2 separate regions of the Homo sapiens genome follow, and region 1 is linked to region 2. The links are chromatin loops, found by intact Hi-C in ENCODE. Cell type or tissue: pancreas. All regions are shown on one strand. Links, peaks and the distances in the headings refer to the core of each region. The heading gives the core; the rest is flanking DNA. Region 1 overlaps RBM33 (RNA binding motif protein 33). Region 2 holds the start of LOC105375594 (a long non-coding RNA gene).

The links. A loop is a pair of places that touch in the nucleus more often than their neighbours do. Peaks named below come from ENCODE experiments on the same cell type or tissue, not always from the same donor. Only the 100,000 strongest peaks of a DNase experiment are listed, where the experiment ranks them.
Region 1: a loop joins it to region 2, with 2.7 times the contacts of the local background. A loop is called at or near these places in 8 of 110 quality-filtered maps.

The regions. Positions count from the first base shown.
Region 1 is chr7:155,766,289-155,771,662 of GRCh38, reverse strand. RBM33 (RNA binding motif protein 33) reads right to left here. Exons shown (of 18, transcript NM_053043.3): 16 at 5,008-5,196. Among named protein-coding and RNA genes, the nearest start is that of SHH, 43 kb to the left of the region's middle. RefSeq lists a silencer at 3,048-3,241. In pancreas, for the core only: a CTCF peak has its summit at 3,122 (motif pointing right); no DNase peak of the experiment used is centred there.
Region 2 is chr7:155,410,469-155,415,842 of GRCh38, reverse strand. LOC105375594 (a long non-coding RNA gene) reads right to left here and starts at 1,140. Exons shown (of 4, transcript XR_928239.3): 1 at 913-1,140; 2 at 476-624. In pancreas, for the core only: CTCF peaks have their summits at 2,790 and 2,989; a DNase peak (open chromatin) is centred at 3,032.

The sequences.
Region 1 (5,374 bases), core at 266-5,265, 360 kb before region 2:
CTTTATTTCCTTTGGGCAATTTCACAATGTGAAATGAGGGTATCAGGCTGCCAATCATACAATATTTGGTATCAGGTTTTACTTGTAATCTACGTAGCTTAAAAACCTCGATTTGATTGAGAAGCTATCCGTGAAGAAAGCATTAACTTCCAGTGAGATTCTTCAATCAGAGGAATGCCTTGGTTTTCAGTCACTCAACATAATGAACAAGCGTGCTGCCCTAAAATTTGCTTCCTGTCTACCCTCTCTCCTTACATTTTTGTACCTTCTTTCAGAAATAAACCCTGTTTTCTAGATACAAAATTGTAGAAATTGTCAATATTCAACCATTTTTGACCTACCAAAATGACAAGTATTCGTGATTTATTAGGAGCAGAGGAAAAGAAACTTTCCAGTGAAAGCTTAAAGACATGGTCGCCAGCTTCCACTGTGAAAATATACACGTCTACACACCTGAGCAACACGCTATCATAGAGTTAAAACTTTTCTTCACCCAGAACAAACCACAAGTTAGAATTTGTCTCAAGTCTACATACTGACCTATGTAAGGACCTCCTTCTTCACCCCCAGCCCCCACATAACGTACTGGCAGGGAGAGGGGAAAGCCTGGCACACCAGCTCTCACCCTGATTGGCTTTTCATTTTTCAGAGACATCTTCAGACAACTTCTGAGGAAATCTCACTGGGCTACTAAATAAGTAGCAAATGCAAGTTAAAAGAATACACTTCAGCTGGCAGCTTCACACATGTGTACCCAGCAATCCCATCCAGAACCGTAAGATCGAATCAACAACCATGCCACCTGGCAGCGAAAAGCTTCCATGTTGTTCAGAACCCGCCTCTTTTCCCCATGAAAAGTTCTTCCTCTTTTGAGGAAGAGTCTGTGCATGTGTGTACATGTCTGTGCATGGCTGTGGTTGTGTGTGTGCATGCATGTATAAAGATAACTAAAATGTTACAGGATTACAACTGATTCTGCAATCCTAAACACCAAGCTCTTTTTCTCCCTCTGGCCAACAATTCTAGCACCTTAAGGAATCACTTAAAGGAAAAAAAAAAAAAAAAAAAGGTATCAGCTGCTTTTAAACACAAGTCAAACTGCTTAAAATAGGCCCAATTTATAAATCATGAGAGATGTAAATTCTTGAGCCCCACCCTAGAGCAGAGTCTGACACTAGAGCGGGTGGGGGAGGCACTCCCTGGCAGGAAGGGCCGAGAGCCCCTGCAGAGCCTCAGTGAGCCTGCTAAGCATTTCTGTATGGAACGGTGTGCAGGACTGGCCCATGGGGCTCCCCTCTACACACAGGTCATTGTGTGACCAACCTCCTGTTGGAAATAGGGCGCCTGAAGCCTGCACACGATTCCAGCGGTGGGCTGAGTGGTAAAGAAAGGTTCACAACAGTGCTCTGGGCAACTCCAGCCCGCACCGAGTTTTCTGCCCCATTTCAAGTTTTCATCTATTATCATAACATGCTGGGTCTTCCTGGACACCAATTCTGGCACTTCCCCTGAATTTCAACGTTTGGGCTCTCCTGCACATCCCGGGCGCGTTGCTCCTTTTGCTCTGGTTTAATTTTAAAACGTCTCCTGACCTCTCCTTTTCCCTTTTCACTCCTGGTTGTCCCATCTTCCCTGTCTTACGCATGCTTCTCCTCTAAAGCACAGACAAGCTCTGTGTTCTCACACAGGTCTCTTCAATCCTCCTCCTCCTTTTGGAATGATTAACAACCGTGTTCTCAGAACCCTGTGGGAGAGCCTCCAGTTAACTAGCTTTTCCGTTGTGGCTTCCCATCATGTGCCCACACACATCTGTTCTTTAAGCCTGTGACGTGGGCTTTTCTGGAATCCGTGTCTGACACTGCTTAGTGTTTTCTTTCTCAATTGTCCAAACTTCAAAACAACTCAGCTGCTCACTCAAGATTCCAACATTTTCTACTTCACCAACCAGGCCTTCCTGCAGTCAGAACCAGACGTAAAGGGGCTGTCTTCTCGGTGATCCACTTTATCTTAGAAGCAGAAGCAGAATCAGTCAGTCAGACGCCGAGATGATCCCACCTTCCACCGAGTTCACAGGGCCTCCATGGTGGGCTGAGATCCGCTCTGCAAAGGGCAGATTCTTCTCTGAGCGGTACTCTCTACATTTCCATGCCTACCCCCAAATCAGCAGCGTCAGGGAGAGGCTTCTGCACTGCATCTCCGAGGGCTCTCCTCAGCAGCCTCTGGGGGACGGCAGCCCCCCTGGCCTTGGGAGCAAAGCTGACTCGGGAGAAGTCGGTCACTAGGGCCCAGCCAGGGAGGCTGTGCGCCCACTCCCCTTCTTCCCGCTGCTTTAATGTGCTTTCCCGCAAGAAACACAGATGACGGTTTCTTGCTTCTTTCAGTTCCTTCCAGATGACACCCAGGAAGAACGAAAGAGTTCCTATGTGGTTTATGAGTAGACAGAAAAAAAAAATATCTAGTCTTCGAAGAATCAAGTTCTTGTCAAGTTACAATTTCTGAAACATGGTTACAGTTCGAAACTTTTTGGAAGACCATCTTCTGGTTATGACATTTCTACGAAATCTTCTCATTCTTCCTCACTGAGTCTATAGATAAATGTCTTTGAAATGGACTTTCTGGAGAGGCTTATTAATGTAGTTTAAGGAAGTAAAACACTAATCTGAGAACAAAACTGGCTACCACATCACTGCTACACTGAGAAAAGTTCTCAAATTCCATGGGTTTAAAAAGTATAGTTAACATGCAGTGACAGCCGGGTGCGGTGGCTCACACCTGTAATCCCAGCACTTTGGGAGGCTGAGGCGGGCGGATCACGAGGTCAGGAGATCAAGACCATCCTGGCTAACACAGTGAAACCTCGTCTCTACTAAAAATACAAAAAATTAGCCAGGCGTGGCACGCGTCTGTAGTCCCAGCTACTCGCGAGGCTGAGGCAGGAGAATCGCTTGAACCCGGGAGGCGGAGGTTGCGGTGAGCCCAGATCGCACCACTGCATTCCAGCCTGGGCGACAGAGCGAGACTCCGTCTCCAAAAACAAAAACAAAAAATAACATGCAGTTACTAGAATCTTCTAAAATTAAAAGGCCCAAAGGAATGAATATAGGTCCTCCTGGTGTAGACACCACCTGGCATTACACCAGTGAACACTAGGTGGTGCCATATCCCAAAGAGACAGAGACTCGACACTATTCCAAAACATTTAGGATAAAAAATATTTGTGGCTCACGCCTGTAATCCCAGCACTCGAAGGAAATGGAAGCAAATGGAAGGAAAAAGAGACCATTTAAGAGGTCTATACAAACCCACGGTACAAAATGCAAAATTCAATTTAAAAGACAAGACAGAAATTAGCTGGTTTGGCAATGACTCCAAGCATATTCTCACAATGTAGGCTCTGAGCCTCACTCAATGCTGTGAGAAGCAAACAGTACTTGCTGTTCAGGTATGGATCTTGACAACTCGATCACACTCAAAAATATTCAAGAAAATGATCAAGACTACACAGGATGAAGCAAAGTCCACAAAAGTAGCAGGTGACATATGAAAACAACAGTGCAACCCTTCTGCCCACAGGGAAGTGCAGATCGCCCCAAAGACAGGAGGACCAGCAGGACACTGGGCCACACACGTGAGGCCTCGCCAAGCGCACCCATCTGTGGCTCACAACAGACTAGGCTCAGGGTTTTTTCATCTGGACTCACTGCTACACAGTTACTGGACCAGAATTCTCCATCACCATTTATTTTGAGAATCTCAGATTAGGATAACCACATTTTAATCCATCTAAAATGCTCTAGTGTCTACCGTGTTCCTGCAAATTAATCCAGATTATGATCAATTGTTTTGAAATATCCTTAAACATACACTGTACGCTTCTAATAGCTGATGAAGTATTCCTAACTGCACCACTAGGGAGCCCGCTCTATCACAAACAGAAGCCAAGGCTTTGGGTTAACTTTCCATTACTACACACCAATAAAAATGAAACCTATCTCCCCAGGAAGCCAGTAATGAAGATGGCAGCAATTAAACCCAAGTAACATGTATGTTTCTGGAAGAGTTTTCATCTATTCATTTTTAGGAACTGTCAACAGCAGATGGAGATCTAAAACATGTACATTAATTACCCGTATCAACCCTAGTGTTAACATGTTTCCAAATCCACCCATGAAGCTAGAGGCTGTAAGAGATTCTTGAAAGAAAGCACTTTGGACTCCTCAGAACTCTGACATGTACTCTGTGCATCCAAAAATGTCTTATTTCCAAAGTGCTCTGCCCCCAGACACACCAGATCCCACCACGGGACGCACGGTGCGTGGCAATGGCAACAATGGGCACCACAGGTGGCACCTGACGGGGAGGCCAGAAATCGGACTGAACAAGCAGGTAGCTTCTTCGCTGGGTCAGCCTACAGAGACCAGGAGTTTCCGTGGAAAACCCTGTTTCCAGTGGACCTGGAACTGTGTTCCTTTTCATGCATCTCATTTGCAGCCAGCTCAGCAGGCATGTTTCAGCATTAGAGTTAGCCAGCTTTAAATTAAGAGATGAAGATACAATCCAAGATACTGTCATATTTGTAAAATCTAAACCAAGTCACAGCTATTTAGCACATGAAGCTATTTCTGGAAAGCAAGGAAAAGAAGGCTAAATACTTTAAAATGTAATGTTATTACAAATAAAACAAGTCATTTGATAGAACAAAAAATTTTGTATGTATGTGTGCAAGTGTGAACCTTCTATGACAATTAAAAGGATCTCAAAGGATAATCTGTTCAGCTGGGGTATTTATTTCTTAAAATTTATAACTAAGAATCTGAAAATTTCAAAATAAACGTTTGAGGCAAATGTTCTGATACTAAGTATGCACAACAGGTTATTTGTCTTACTTCCCAAGTATTATTTTAATATGAAGTAGCCAACACAAAGGGCACTGTGTTTTAAATCAAGAAATGATTTTGTCTTGGGACACAACTACCCGTGGCACAGATGCCACCCCCAGGCGGCTACCTGAATGGGTCCCACTGACATCAGCAGGCTCTTCAGCTGGGCATCCGTGGTGGACGAGGACAGCCCCTCCACAGACACCACGCAGGGCTGGGGCTTGCACTCCACCACCCGCAGGTTCTGCTTGTTTGGCATCAGGCGCCCCCGGCCCATGGGACCGGCCACTCCTCTGCCTCGTCCGTGCATGATGGCCTGGTGACAACAAAGGAAATACATTCAGAGTTTCAAGCCTGAGCTTCTTCGATAGTCACTAAGATATAAAAGTGAACAAATAACTTAGAATCCATTAAAATATACCATGAGCTACAGGATTTTCTGTAGTTTTCTATCCACTATCAGAGAATGTTTTAATAGCTAAATGAGACAACTA
Region 2 (5,374 bases), core at 318-5,317:
TGGAACTTTCCAAAAATTCCATATAGAACTACCTTTAAAAAAATTTAATTGGGTATATAAAGTGGAAATTTATAGAAAAAGGAAAATGTTCCCTTTTGCTAATGCTTCTTGCAGGTACAGAGTGAGCCTATGATGTTTACCATAGGGCTGTGACACTGTGCTATATATGTGATTATATATACTTTGGCTTGCTCATCATAGTACCACATTTTGTCTTTCAATAAGGAGGACATTTTCTTGTAGTTCTGCAGAGAATCTGAGAATCACAGTCTTAAGAGGAATCCAGTTCCAAACCTCAAAACTTCCTACAGATTCTTTCTCCCTCTTGGCCTTGAAGCCTTTTGCCCCTGGCAAGTCAGTGAGTCTCTCATTTCACCTCTCATGGGGAATGAGTCTGACGCTGCCCATGCTCCCAGCCCGGTCCTCTAAGGCCTGGTCGGGAGGGTGGGGGTGCAGGACACATTTGTCCACTCACCTCTGGAGCAAAACTCAGCAACATGCTGGGCTTCAAGTCCAGTGATTCGGAAGGATGACAGTAACCCGTGTGGGAAGCCCCGGGGCCCGGCGCAGCCATGCACTGGTTCTTTGACGTCCTGTCTGCTGCTTCTGCTTTGCCTCTTTGTGCTTTAATAGGACACCGCGATTTTTCATTATAAAATCCCCCAAGTGCATAATGTTTTGAAATCATTTATGAGAATAAAGAACCGCCACATGCTGTGAAAGGAAAATAAATCTTGGGGCTCCAAAATCACTAAGCTAAAGGGAAAAGTCAAGCTGGGAATTGCTCAGGGCCAACCTGCCTCCCACTCTATTCAAAGTCACCCTTCTGCTCACTGAGATAAACGCATCTCTTGTTGCCTCCTTTGGAGAGGCTAATCAGAAACTCAAAAGGATGCAACCATTTGTTTCTACCTGTGACCTGGAAGCCCCTTTCCTGCTTCCTGTCTTGGCTTCAAGTTGTCCCGCCTTTCTGGACCGAGGTCCCGCCTTTCTGGACCAAGCCAATGTTCATCTTGCATATGATGATTGATGTCACTGAGGCCCCGCCTTTCCAGACCAAGCCAGTGTTCATCTTACATACGTTGATTGATGTCACTGAGGCCCTGCCTTTCTGGACCAAGCCAATGTTCATCTTACATAGGTTGATTGATGTCACTGAGGCCCTGCCTTTCCGGACCAAGCCAATGTTCATCTTGCATATGTTGATTGATGTCACTGAGGCCCCGCCTTTCCGGACCAAGCCAATGTTCATCTTACATATGTTAATTGATGTCGCCGAGGCCCTGCCTTTCCGGACCAAGCCAATGTTCATCTTGCATATGTTGATTGATGTCACCGAGGCCCCGCCTTTCCGGACCAAGCCAATGTTCATCTTACGTATGTTGATTGATGTCTCATGTCTCCCTAAAACGTATAAAACCAAGCTGTGCTCTGACCACCTTTGGCACGTGTGGTCAAAACTTCTGAGGCTGTGTCACAGACACACATCCTTAACTTGGGCAAAATAAACTTCGTAAATTGACTGAGACCTGTCTCAGATTTTGGGGTTCACAATGCTAAACACTAAAATCGAAGTTTTAGAGTCAAACATGTTTCCGTTTCCTTAGAAACCAACATTTTAGGGGAAAAAGGAGAGATAAAATCATGTATTTTTATTTCTAAGCATTTATATTAGTTTTAGACTCCGCCCATGAGTGCTGGTTATTCCCTGGAGCTCATGAAGTGGCTCATGGGGTCTTGGTTGCTTCGTTGATGAGTCAGACATAGATGAAGACCTTGTGGTTGCTCTGAAAAAAGCGTCAGAAGAACAATGGTTATCGTTACTCATTTTAATCCCTGGAATTGAAGCTCCAAGGGCAGAGACTTTTGTCTGTTTTGTTCACTGCAGTGCCCCAAATAGAGGAGGCCTCAGTAAATGTCTGTCTAATGAGTGCATGAACACATGGATGACAAACACTTGACAAGATTGCGTTCTTCCTGAACTGGACAAGGCCGAGTCCTCCACGCGCTCATTCATTCTATCCATCGTTCCTGCTCCTCCCTGACCGCCAGCTCCTAGCACAGCACTCGGCTCACAGCAGGCACTCACCCAGTATCTGCGGAATGAGTGAACATCACAAAGGAAAGTTAGGGACCCCTCCCGTGGACTTGCTCCCCACCCAGGTGGGCTCCCAGCATTGGAGAAAGAAGTCGGTGAGGCGTCAGTGCCACCCCTGCTGCCCAGCGGCTGCTTTCCTTAGAACCTCACCTGGACGAGAAACCGCTTTGAGAGGTGAGGGCTTCTCTGCCTGCTGAGCTGGTGCTCTGCCTCATTCCTGGAGGACGGCCGGAGCACCCTCACCGCCCTGGCACCCTGCCTTTCCTGTGCTTGTCCACCGGGCCCACCAGCCTCTCTGACCCCAGGGCCTGTCCACTCCCTGACCAGCCACCAGGAACCGTCCACAATGAACGCCTCCCTTCCCCAGAGACCCTCGTCATCATCAGAATCACAGCCACCATTGATGCCCAGCTACTACACGCCTGGCAGGACACACATGTCCCATCAGCCTCAGAGCCAGGGCCTGAGGCACACGGGTTACCCCTAGGTCATGGACGGGAACAGCAACCACTCCCTGCAGTGACCGCATCTCAGGGTGCGGCTCCTCCTCGGTACCTGGTGTGGCTGCTCTGGTTCCTCCCCTGTTGTCACCACAGCAGCCCAGAACGGGTCCCCTTCAGCCTGTTCCCCTGTCCTTCCTCACCCTGCTGCTGGAGTAAGCCTTCTAAGAAGTGAGCCGGTCCCCATGGCTCACAGAATGGATTGCAAACTCCTCAGAGGGAATGGCAAAGCTGTGGGTGCCACGCGCCTGCCCTCCCAGCCTGGCTCCCAACACCCCTGCACCACACACTGTGCGGCAGGTGCACTGGTCCCCGGCAGCTGTGACTTCCCAGGGGACCACCTCTCCCTTTCACCTTCTCTGCCAGGCAGATGCGAGTCTCCGGACTTGATCAAGCGCCCTCTAGGGGGCTTTCCTGTGCCTGCAGACACAAGGCACAGCAGCGCTCCCACGTCCTCCCTGGCAGGGTGTGCACACCCGATGCCACCTTCCATGTCAGGATATTGGAATCATTCGGGTCCACATCCAGGTCTGCCGCGTGATGCTGAGGTTCTCCAGGGCCGGGGCAGGGCCTGGGTGATTCCAGGTCCCAAGCCCTCCAGGCACCTCCTGCATGGGATGGAGCCACGCTCTACACGCTGTCCCTGTCTGCAGAGGTGACATCTCACTGTCGTCACAGGAACGACATGCAGCATAGAGAGGCAAGAATTGCTTCCGGCATGTGGAGACCTGGCTCTTCCACATGCAGCTGGGGGGCCTGAGGCATGCAGTCTACCCTGCTGTGCCTCTGTTTCTCCAGGGGTGACAGAATGAGGTGAGAACATTCCTGACTATTCTAAGCATCCAAGGAGGGATGCCCAGGGATGCCCGGGCTGTGAGGCCCTGGGGTGGGATGGCCTGCTCTCGTCTCTAACGCCCTGCCTTGCTCCGGACACCTCTCGCTTCCACGCTATTTGTGTTGCGCTTCTGGCTTCTCAGACCTTGTTGCAGGCTTAGTATGTGTGAGTCTCACCCCGTCACGTGACATGGGCAAAGCATCATCACTCCACTTCACAGGCAAGGAGGATCTGCAAGGGACAAGTGACGCAGTCAGGCCCCAGCACTTGTTGGTGGCAGAATCCAACTCAGACCCGGGGCTCCTCTTTCTCATTTAGCTCCTTTGATTTCTGTGTGGCCGGGTCCTGGCAGGGGACCACCTGCATTCTCATAATAATACCAATGATGATGGCCATGATGATGGTGATGAAGATGACGATGATGATGGTGATGATGATGGTGATGAAGATTACGATGACGATGATGGTGATGATGATGGCATTGAAGATGATGGTGATGATGATGGTGATGAAGATGATGGCAATGAAGATGATGGTGATGATGATGGCCATGATGATGGTGATGATGATGGCTAACTTTTACTGAGCATGTTGCTATGCCGAATATTCATATTATTTCAGTTAAGCTTCGCAGCAGCCTTATGAGGTTGATACTATTATTATCATCCCCATTTCCTAGACCAGAAAACTGAGGCACAGAGAGACTGAGTAACTCCCCAGATCACACTGTTGGCTGGAGGGGTCAGCCCTTGGTCGCTCTGTGGCTCCAGCAATGTGGTGGATGGGTGGTGGTCATCTTTGGGGCTGACAGTTGGGTTTTAGGGCATATGTTTAAGACTGTCAAATAAGGGGGAGGCACTAAGGCACCTCCACATCTGCAGTGAGTGTCTGCTGTGGGTGAGCCCTGTGGGGCCTCAGTGGTAGGTGGGGGACGGCACATTAGGGCTGGGCTTTGCAAGGGGTCTCTGGAAGGCCTTCTGAGGAAGGCTCACCGAGTTCCTCAGAGGGAGGCTGTGGGAAAGCAGGAGGGGAGAGACCCCCCAGATGACCTGGAGGGACCCCCTCTTCCTGGGAAAAGGAGGTAAGAGTGGTGGGGAGGCCTTGGTCGGGAACTGGCAAAGGTCACAGTGAGGAAGAGGCACATTACGGGCCCTGGAGCAAGGTCACAGTGGTTAGTGAGGAGGCAGGGAGCCCCAGGGGACTCCTGGCCCAAGAAGAGGGAGGAAACTTGGGGGTCTCTATTATTAGATGTTGGCAGAACAATGGCTTCCCCATGATGTCCATGATCAAATCCCTAGAACCTGTGGGTCTGTTGCCTTGTGTGGCCCGGGGGACTTTGCAGATGAGACTGAGGCCCTGGAGACAGGAGAGTGTCCTGGGTCTTTCCTAGCTAAGGCCAGGGGCAGGTGTGACTAGGAAAGATGGCCAGACAGAGGCAACTTTGCTGCCTGTGAAGATGGAGGAAGGGACCATGTGCTAAGGAATGTGGGCAACCCGAGAAGCTGGAAAAGGCAGGAAACTGTTCCCCTCCCAGAGCCTCCAGAAGGACCCAGCCTGGCCAACACCTTGACCTTAGCCCAGTGAGACCTGGGCCGGCCCTCTGGCCTCCGGGACTGTAAGGTAATGCATGCGTGCTGTTCCAAGCCACTAAGCTTGTAATTTGTTACAGCAGCCACAGGAAACTAGGAAACTGATACAATATGCAACAGGGCTTCCAGCCAGGAGCTATCCCCCAGTTGGCCAGGTCTGGAGAAGCGGGGGCTGCATTCCTATTCATGGTAATTACAAGAAGAAGGGCATCTGGCGAGGAATGTCATCTCCCCTAAGGCAATGCAACTTACAAGGACTAGCCTGCTTCTGGGACAGGGGAGCAGAGGGGATGGGTTACCCCTCAGATCTCTGCAGCCCTGCTTCCAGGAGAGATGCTATCTGAGCAATTTC